Linked DNA regions of Homo sapiens: regions 1 and 3 are each linked to region 2. A link is a contact called in ENCODE Hi-C or POLR2A ChIA-PET data. All regions are on one chromosome and are shown on one strand. The core of a region is the stretch at or near the end of the contact, and the rest is flanking DNA. Distances in the headings are between cores, read along the strand shown. Region 1 has its middle 46 kb from the start of LYZL2. Region 2 overlaps JCAD (junctional cadherin 5 associated). Region 3 overlaps LOC105376478 (a long non-coding RNA gene).

Region 1 (2,700 bases), core at 129-2,628, 560 kb after region 2:
GACCAGCCTGGGCAACATGGCAAAACCCCATCTCTTTGGGGTATGGCGGTGCATATCTGTGGTCCCAGCTACTCAGAAGGCTGAGGCTGGAGGATTGATTGAGCCTGGGAAGTTGAGGCTTCAGTGAGCTGTGATCACACCACTGTGCTCCAGCCTGGGCAACAGAGAAAGACCCTGTCTCAAAAAATAATAATAATAAAATAATGTACACACATGGACATAGAGTGTGAAATGATAGAGATTGGAGACTTAGAGGAAGGGGGGTGATGAGAAATTACTTAATAGGTACGGTGTACATTATTCGGGTGATGGATACACTAAAAGCCCCGAATTTACCACTATGCAATATATCCCTGTAATAAGTTACACTTGCACCACATACATTTATACAAATAAAAAATTTTTTAAAGAAGAAAATAATTGTAACCCTTGTTCCAGGGCCTCATGGCGTTTCATGCCACCTGGGCGAGACAGCGTGCGTTCTTACTGGGCACTGGCACTTTGGACGTCTGTCGAGTGACTGACTTTTGGAAGGTCCTCATCATCTGTCTTAGTTGAAATCTCTTTTAATGATCAGGTTACCCAATGAAAGTATACTTTGTATGGATCAGAAAGACCCTTTGTTTCCCGCAATTAATTAAGTACACTAGCTTTGCAAAAGCATCTTCAACCTCTATCAGGCTATAGAGATTCCGCCTTTCTCCCACCACCTCCAACCTTGGCATTGCTCCCACAGCCCATCTGGGGGCCGGTGCCCCCTCTTCTCTGTGCCGTCTGCTTCCACCCTGCTAATCTCTTTCTTTTATTATTTTTTAATTTATTCTTCTTATTTATTTTTTGTCTTTTTTTTTTTTTTTTTTGAGACCCAGTTTCACTCTGTCACCCAGGCTGGAGTGCAGTGGTGCAATCTTGGCTCACTGCAGCCTCCACCTCCCGGGTTCAAGCAATTCTCATGCCTCAGCCTCCCAAGTAGCTGAGGTTACAGGTGCAAACTGCCATGCCAAGCTAATTTTTGTATTATTAGTAGAGATGGGGTTTTACCATGTTGACCACGCTGGTCTCATGGTCTCCACCCGCCTCAGCCTCCCAAAGTGCTGGGATTACAGGCATGAGCCACCACATCCAGCCACTATTTATTTTTTGTCCTTCTAATCCTTGGAACCTGTGAATTGTTTTTCCTTATTTATTTAATTACGTATTTATTGTTATGCTGCTAATCTCAAAGGACGCTTTCTTCTAGAAAGCAGAAACAATTGATTCTGCAAATGTGTGGTTTCCCATTGACATCTAAGGAAAAATGAAACAGGGCCTGGGAGACAGTTTACACCGTATTCATCCAGGACATTCTCACTGATGGACTTTCCACGAAAGCTCTGCAAGTTTTCCTTTCAGTTTCACTGTCCGTTGGCCGGTACTGGTTGCTTGACTAAGCCCTGTTGGCGTGGGTTACTGCTCACCCTGACAGGTCTTTGTGAAACATGAAACAATACAAACATTCTTCTCATTTCCCCTCCGTTCTTCCTCTTGGAGCTGTTCCCAGTCCCGGTGGCCCTTCTGAAGCCGAGTGGGAAGCTCAGAAGGAACCTCTGGATTTGTTTACCGGTGTCAGGAATGGAAACTGCTGGGGCACCTGTGTACTCTTGCTGGTTTCTTAAACTCTGTCTGAATCCCACACACCCTTGCTTTTCGGGGAGTTGTGGCTGGCTGGGACAGGAGCAAGGAGTCTCTCCTTTGAGTCAAAGGAGGCACAGTAGCCAGAAGGAGGGCTTAGATATGAGAATGTTACAGGCCAAGAAGCTAGACGGACCATCTGGAGAGTGACCAAAATGAAAAGCGCAGCGGCAGTTGTGCAGCTGTGGTCTGGAGCGAGGTGTCCAGGGTCTTGGGCAATGGAAGACATAGAGGAGGCCAGAGATGATTGCTTCCAATGGAGTCTGTAGCTCGCACTTGCTTTTGTGGCCAGTGATGTGAGCAGATGGGTTTACCAGGCTATAAGCTTTTGGTGGCTGTGTGCAAAGACTTCCACTGAGATGATCGTGTCTCCTCAGGCACATCTGGGTGTTGGTCCTGACAGCTGGAGTATTGGGGTTTGAGTTTTGCCTGAAGGACTCACTGGTGAGGCTGAACCAAGTGTGTTTCTTTGGCCATCACAAGGACCCAGGCAGGATGTCATACTCAGCAGTACAGCAAGAACTGGTCCAATGCTTCAGATCTGTGATTCTCAATGGGCAGAGGGCAATAAGTAATGTCTGAAGACTTTTTAAAAAAAAATTAATTAGAGAGAGGGTCTTGGCTCACTGCAGCCTCCAACTCCTGGGTTCAAGTGATCCTTCTGCCTCAGCCTCCCAAGTAGCTAGGACTACAGAGGTGTCCCACCATGCCAGGCTTGAAGACTTTAAAATTTTATATATTTTATTTCAATTTTTTTTGAGTTGTGGTCTCACTCTGTCACCCAAGCTGGAGTGCAGTGGCGTGATCAAGGCTCACTGCAACCTCCACCTCCCCAGATTCAAGCAATCCTCCTGCCTCAGCCTCCTGAGCAGTTGGGATTACAGGCGTGAGCCACCACACCTGGCTAATTTTTGCATTTTTGGTAGAGACGGGGTTTTGCCATGTTGATCAGGCTAGTCTCGAATTTCTGAGCTCCAGCAATCCACCCATCTAGGCCTCCTAAAGTGCTGGGACTACAGATGTGAGCCA
Region 2 (2,910 bases), core at 328-2,827:
TGACATTTATCTCAACTCTTCTACTGATCACCTGAGCTCAGGAGTTCGAGACCAGCCTGAGTAACATAGTGGGATCTCGTCTCTATAAAAAAATTAAAAAATTAGCTGGAAATGGTGGTGCATGCCTGTGGCCCCAGCTACTCGGGAGGCTGAGGTGGGAGGATCACTTGAGCCCAGGAAGCAGCGGAGGTTGCAGTGAGCAGAGATTGCACAACTGCACTCCAGCCAGGCGACAGAGTGAGATACTATCTCAAAAAAATAAAATATACTGCAAGATCTTGAATTTTAAAGATGGCTTCTGGATAATTCTTCGAAAATGAGGAATCTTTTGATAAAACAATTCCCAGGGTCAACTTGATCTTTTCTGAATATGCAGATTTACATTATCCACCAACCTGGTATTTTGTACTGACTAAAAACTCCAAATGTATACTGAGCACCTGCCTGTCTGCCTGATTCCTCACCTGGGCACCAGAAGTCTTGATCCATGCTCTTCTCCTTTTGTGCTGCCGGATGCTCCTTCTCTTCCCTGGAGATGCTGTCCTTGGACACAGAGAGTGAGTGGCCCAATCTCTGGGCACGGTCCCCACTGCCAGGAGACACAAGGCCTCCCGGGAGCCCGGCCTGGCCCCTTGTGGTGGCCTTCAATTCCTCGGCGTCCTCCTGGGAGTCGGCATTCCTGAAGCTCAGGACTCTCATCCGTGACACTGAGCTCACCTCTTTCATTCTCATCAGGCGGTCAGGGTCTGCTCTCCTAGGCGGGGAGGCCAGTTTCTCTTGTAAACTTTCAATCACTTTGGAAGGGCTTCTAAGTCTCTTTTCAGAGCCTGCCACACTTGGGGTTCTTTCTACAAAATGGAATAAAGTGGACCTGAAGGGTGGTTTTGTTTCCACATCCTTTTGTTCGAAGAACTTGGACTCCAAGGGGCTGGGCTCAGGCTCAGGGACAGGGTCTGTGCTGGTGACAACCCCGTCCACATCTGAGTGCTCAAAAGCCTGAGGAGCCCGCCTGGCACTGTCCCTGTCCCCTACAAAGAGAGGGCTCTTGGTCCAGCCGCACTTCCTCCTGCCATAAAAGGCATCAGTGGACACCCTGGGGACATCTGCCGGTGCTGGGCGAGATAGCAACTCTTCCTGGGGGGACTCTGGGGTGCAGGCACTTGCATCGGGCTCAGCAGGCTGGTTCTGTCCCGCTCTCCGGATGCCCGGCAGGAGGGACTCCACCGCCACCTCAATGCCCAGGATCCTTGCAGCCCTGGCTTGCAAGGACTCACCTGGGGGGATTTCTATTGTGCTTGCTTCACCCAAAGACCCCTCTAGCTCACTGGCACCCTGTTCTTGCCCAGGGGTGAGCCCCACAGACCGTAAGTCTGGAGCTGAGAGCCCTCGGTTCTTGTTAGACAGGGACAGTGGGAGCCCTGCCCCCCTCTCTCCACCACTGTCAAACTTCCGAGGGACCGCTTCACTTGGTTTCACAGAGCTGAAAGCACTGGTGATTTTCGGACTTTCCTGGGGCTCCCTAGGTTCAGCTGGATAGGACGCGGGCAGTGGTTTTGCGTCACTTGATCTTGAAGACATTCTCGTCACAGGAAATGGGCTACCTGCCAGCTCGTCCATTCCGTTGCTAACCTCCAGGTGTCTCTTCTCTGCACTCGTGCTTCCATCTGCTGAGCAGAAAGGTGCACCGCCACCTTCTTCCACGCGAAAGCGGCCCGGGGATGGAGGCCAGGCACGTGGGTGGCCAGGCTGCAGCTCCTCACTCCAGCTCTCAGACTTACTCTCACCTCTTCCCGACCTACACACAGGGCTCTCCGGCACCCACATCCTCGGCTGTGGCTCAACCCTCATTTCCGGGCTGTTTCCGCGGAAGCCCACATCCTCCTGTCTGCAGTGAGCACGGTTCTCCTGCTGCGGCTCCGCCTCACTCTCCTCACTGCTGCTGCTGCTGCTGCTGCTGCTACTGCTGCTTTCTTCCTCTTCCTGGAGCTCCTTGTTAAAACTTTCTAACTGACTGATCAAATCCCAGGGACGACGGCTGACCGGTTTCAGGAGAAACTGCCCAAAGAGTTGTTTACTGTTGCAAGGGCCCGTGGGCTCCCCCTTCACCACCTCCCGCTTAGGCCCAGGGTGGGCTCCAAGCCCGTGGACATCCACGCAGGGCTGACTTCGGCCTGCTTTTGGCGTCGGTGCCTGGTCCACGGACAAGGAAGTCCTTGAGAACGCACTGTTGCTGGATGGGCTGAGGGACCTGTGACCTTTCAGGTTACGGGCACTTGGCCTCTGTTTGTGATCACCGGTAGGGAATGCTGTGTGCGTCTGAGCTTCGGAGGCAGCAGGGTCTGAACATTTTGGACTCAATGCTGCACGACTCGGCCCTCCCAGCTTTGCACCAGGGAGCAGCTGCGAACTTTGGGGCTCCTCGGAGAAACTGGTTTGTGTTTGCTGATCTCTGTACCGGTGCCCTGGCCAAGAGCCAGAATGCTTGAGTTCTCTGTGCTTTGTAAGGTGGATGAAACTGAGGTCATTTGTTTGTCTGTCTTCTTCTGGTTCCCCTAGATCTTGTTTTTGGAACTCCGTTCTCCCACCCATGCTTCCTGTGAGGGCCTGCAGCTCCAGGTCGGTGGAAGACATGCTCAGCAGACTCTGTTCTTGCAGAGCCGGGCTCTTATCAGACCCATTCTTTTGATCAGCACTGGGCTTTAAGTCATTGTTGTCCATATCTCTATCTGGCAGATGTGATTCTGATTTCACTGGGATAGAAACCAAGCAAAATATAGTCTCGTTCATTTTTTTCTTTGAACTTTTCTTGGTCCGAGTCCCAGTTTGGAACTTTTTGAGCTTGGTTTGAGTTTCGCAGGTGCTCTCGCCCTGTGAGTAAGGGGAGGAAACTTGTCTTCCAGTGTGCCCGTG
Region 3 (2,846 bases), core at 328-2,827, 520 kb after region 2:
TACTGTCTCAGCCTCCCGAGTAGCTGGGACTACAGGTGCACACCATCATGCCTGAATAATTTTTGTATTTTTATTAGAGACGGGGTTTCACCATGCTGACCAGGCTGGTCTCAAATTCCTGACTTCGTGATCCACCCGTCTTGGCCTCCCAAAGTGCTGGGATTACAGGTGTCAGCCACCATGCCCAGCCCATAAATAATTTTAAAATGAGTATATTCTTTGCCTTGTTCACTCACATTCTCATCTCTTTGTGGTAGCTTTTTGCAGAGGTTCCATGACTTATGATTCCACAAGAGATTGAATGAAAAAGCAGATATAAGAATTCAGCTATCTGAATTGATTTTATGGTATGAATACCGCAAGTTTCATTTCTGAGATTCCTAGTAGAAGTTTCAGAAAGAGAGCCTCAATGCTATTTCCTTTTGTTAATCAGGAAATCGTGGAATTTCTAGCAAAGAGGCCCTTTGGCATGCCTGCAGACGCTTAGGGAATAATTAGGTTTTATATTGGGGAGAATTTTATTTAAGCCTCTAGGAATGTGGGATTTTGATAACATTGCAAAATAATACATTTTATTAATTAGGGCTTAAGGATTAAGAACTTATTTAGCATGATGGAGGGTATACGATACAGGCAAAAAACCATTGGCTTTGAAGCCAAATCCACCAGGGTTTGAATACTCGTTAGGCAACTTTAGGTGGATTATTTAGCCTCTGTGAGCCTCAGTTTCTTCATCTGCAACATGGGAGTGATGATGAATCCCAGGCTTGTTGGGAGGATTCTACTCCTACATCCAAAGGCTGGCATCACCCAGTGCCCAATACACGGGAAGGCACAGGCTGAATTCCCATTTGTGTCTCCGGTGGGATTGAATGGAGCCTCAGCAGTCCCCAAGATGTGCATCAGCCTCTGAGAAAACTCCCAGCAACAGAAATGCTCTGCTTCCCCAGGCAGCCCCTTCCACTTCAGGAAAGGTCTAATTGCTAGAAAACGTGGAGAGCTAAAATGTCACTTTGTCATTTCACACTGGCCCCTGCTCCCCCCTCGGAGTGCGCTCTAATTCCTGTTCACATGATAGCTCTTCCGTCATTTGAGCAGCTCTTCAATCCCATCGAACTGGAAAAAAGGAGCTTTTTTCCAGACTAAACATTGTCACAGCCTTCAACCATCACATGCATGACATTTTGAGCCCTGTTTTCCTTCAGACACAAAGAGGATCGATCAGGTTTTGGACATCAGAGAACCAGGTCAGGCTCAAATCACAAAACATATGTACTTTTCCTTTCCACTGCCCCTTTTGGTGTGTTTGTGGGAATTTGTTTACTATGCCTAACTGGACAGGTCATCCTTGTATGGTACCAGGGTCATTTGAATGCTCTTGTTTGCTTGTTGCTTAATCTACTCATGATATCAATCATTGCGTAGATCAATTGCCAGCTAGGCAAACAGCTACACGGCTCTGTCAATTCTTGGCAGGTCTACATTTCACCATTTCTTCAACATCACGTGGGGTACCATGACATTGACTTCCAGGTCTAGCTTGACGAGTGAAATAGAACGTTGTTGGCTTAAGAAGAGCCGGAGCTCATCTGAAAACCTGATGAGTCACTGTCCCCTCTCTGGCAACCTAACACGAATGTTCACTTAGTGCAGATTTTGGGGAGCCTTGGCCTTTGCCCTAGATTGCAGTAAAAATGCTAACATTTTCCCAATTGCTATCTTTACATAACTGTCAGAGTTTTTACTGTCTCAGAGGTCAAAGCACGGAGAGTTATTAGTCAGCCCTAGTAAATTTCCATTTCTGACCCAAAAAGCTACAGGAACTTCCCCTTTGAAAGTTCTCCCCTTCCATATTTTGAAATCACAAAATAGAGAAAACACATAGTTTCAGGTGTAACATCTTTTTTCTCCAACTCCCAGAAAAAATCCCAGGAGTTTTACTAGTGATTCTGCTGCCTGTTCACTCTTTCAACTGGAAGTCAGAATGAAACTCTCTGTAGCCCCTGCTGGAGATTGCATTTCCTGTCTACCTATGTGAGTCCTTCATGGTGGGCTTGGGAAAGTACATTCCATAACTGAGGTCCTGTTTGGGGGTTTTGAAGAAGGCCAATTGGCTTCTTACAAAGCTCCACAAGCCTGCGCTCTTTTCTGAGTTCATAGCCTACTCTGCATGGGCAAGAAGCAGGATGCGATGTCTCCTAGAACGAGCTGCAGAATTGAATGACCTCAGCAGAACAAGCCCACTGTGGCCAGCCTGGGTGTTTGGAAATTCATGGCTCTCTTTTCTATTCCTTCTGTGTGAAGGAATCCTAACTGCCTCTTTTTTTTTTTTTTTGAGACAGAGTCTCACTCTGTCACCCAGGATGGAGTGCAGTGGTCCTATCTTGGCTCACAGCAACCTCCGCCTCCCGGGTTCAAGTGATTCTTGTGCCTCAGCCTCCCCAGCAGCTGGGATTACAGGCGCATGCCACCACGCCCAGCTAATTTTTGTATTTTTAGTAGAGACAGGGTTTCTCCACATGGGCCAGGCTGTTCTGGAACTCCTGACCTCAGGTGACCTGCTCACCTCGGCCTCCCAAAGTGCTGGGATTACAGGCATGAGCCACCGCACCTGCCCCTAACTGCCTCTTTCTGATTGTGGCAGTGAGGCCACTTTCCTGGAGTTTTCTTGCACTATCCAGAGCTGTCCTGGGAGAAGCACTAAGCCTTGGGGTCACCAGACTTCTGGGACAGGCAGAAGCACTTGTTCCTCTTAAAGAGACCACGGACCTACTCAAGAGCTTCAAGACCTTTAAGAGTTGAGACCTAGGGAGGAACAGCCAGAGGGTCACCAGCAGGGTGTCATG

Evidence for each region. Hi-C counts contacts between places; a loop is a spot of excess contacts on that map. ChIA-PET counts read pairs that join two places held with the same protein, here RNA polymerase II (POLR2A). Pooled maps may share reads with other maps.
Region 1: a loop to region 2 is called in a pooled map, with 2.5 times the contacts of the local background. The contact joins two enhancer-like sites. A Hi-C loop is called at or near these places in 2 of 50 pooled maps. POLR2A ChIA-PET finds 5 or more read pairs at or near these places in 2 of 52 experiments (AG04450 and Caco-2).
Region 3: a loop to region 2 is called in a pooled map, with 10 times the contacts of the local background. The contact joins two enhancer-like sites. A Hi-C loop is called at or near these places in 1 of 168 maps with a recorded cell type or tissue (CD8-positive, alpha-beta T cell) and 2 of 50 pooled maps. POLR2A ChIA-PET finds 5 or more read pairs at or near these places in 1 of 52 experiments (GM10248).

What each region holds. Positions count from the first base shown.
Region 1 is chr10:30,582,458-30,585,157 of GRCh38, forward strand. No RefSeq gene overlaps it. Among named protein-coding and RNA genes, the nearest start is that of LYZL2, 46 kb to the right of the region's middle. Within about 2 kb of position 1,379, at least 30 of the 41 ENCODE cell types and tissues checked have a DNase peak (open chromatin) inside an H3K27ac peak, as active enhancers do.
Region 2 is chr10:30,025,639-30,028,548 of GRCh38, forward strand. It overlaps JCAD (junctional cadherin 5 associated), which reads right to left. Exons shown (of 4, transcript NM_020848.4): 3 at 465-2,910. Among named protein-coding and RNA genes, the nearest start is that of JCAD, 32 kb to the right of the region's middle. RefSeq lists enhancers at 1,701-1,760, 1,941-2,010, 2,729-2,910. Within about 2 kb of position 1,578, at least 20 of the 41 ENCODE cell types and tissues checked have a DNase peak (open chromatin) inside an H3K27ac peak, as active enhancers do.
Region 3 is chr10:30,541,019-30,543,864 of GRCh38, forward strand. All of the region lies in intron 1 of LOC105376478 (a long non-coding RNA gene), which reads left to right. Among named protein-coding and RNA genes, the nearest start is that of LYZL2, 87 kb to the right of the region's middle. Within about 2 kb of position 1,578, at least 4 of the 41 ENCODE cell types and tissues checked have a DNase peak (open chromatin) inside an H3K27ac peak, as active enhancers do.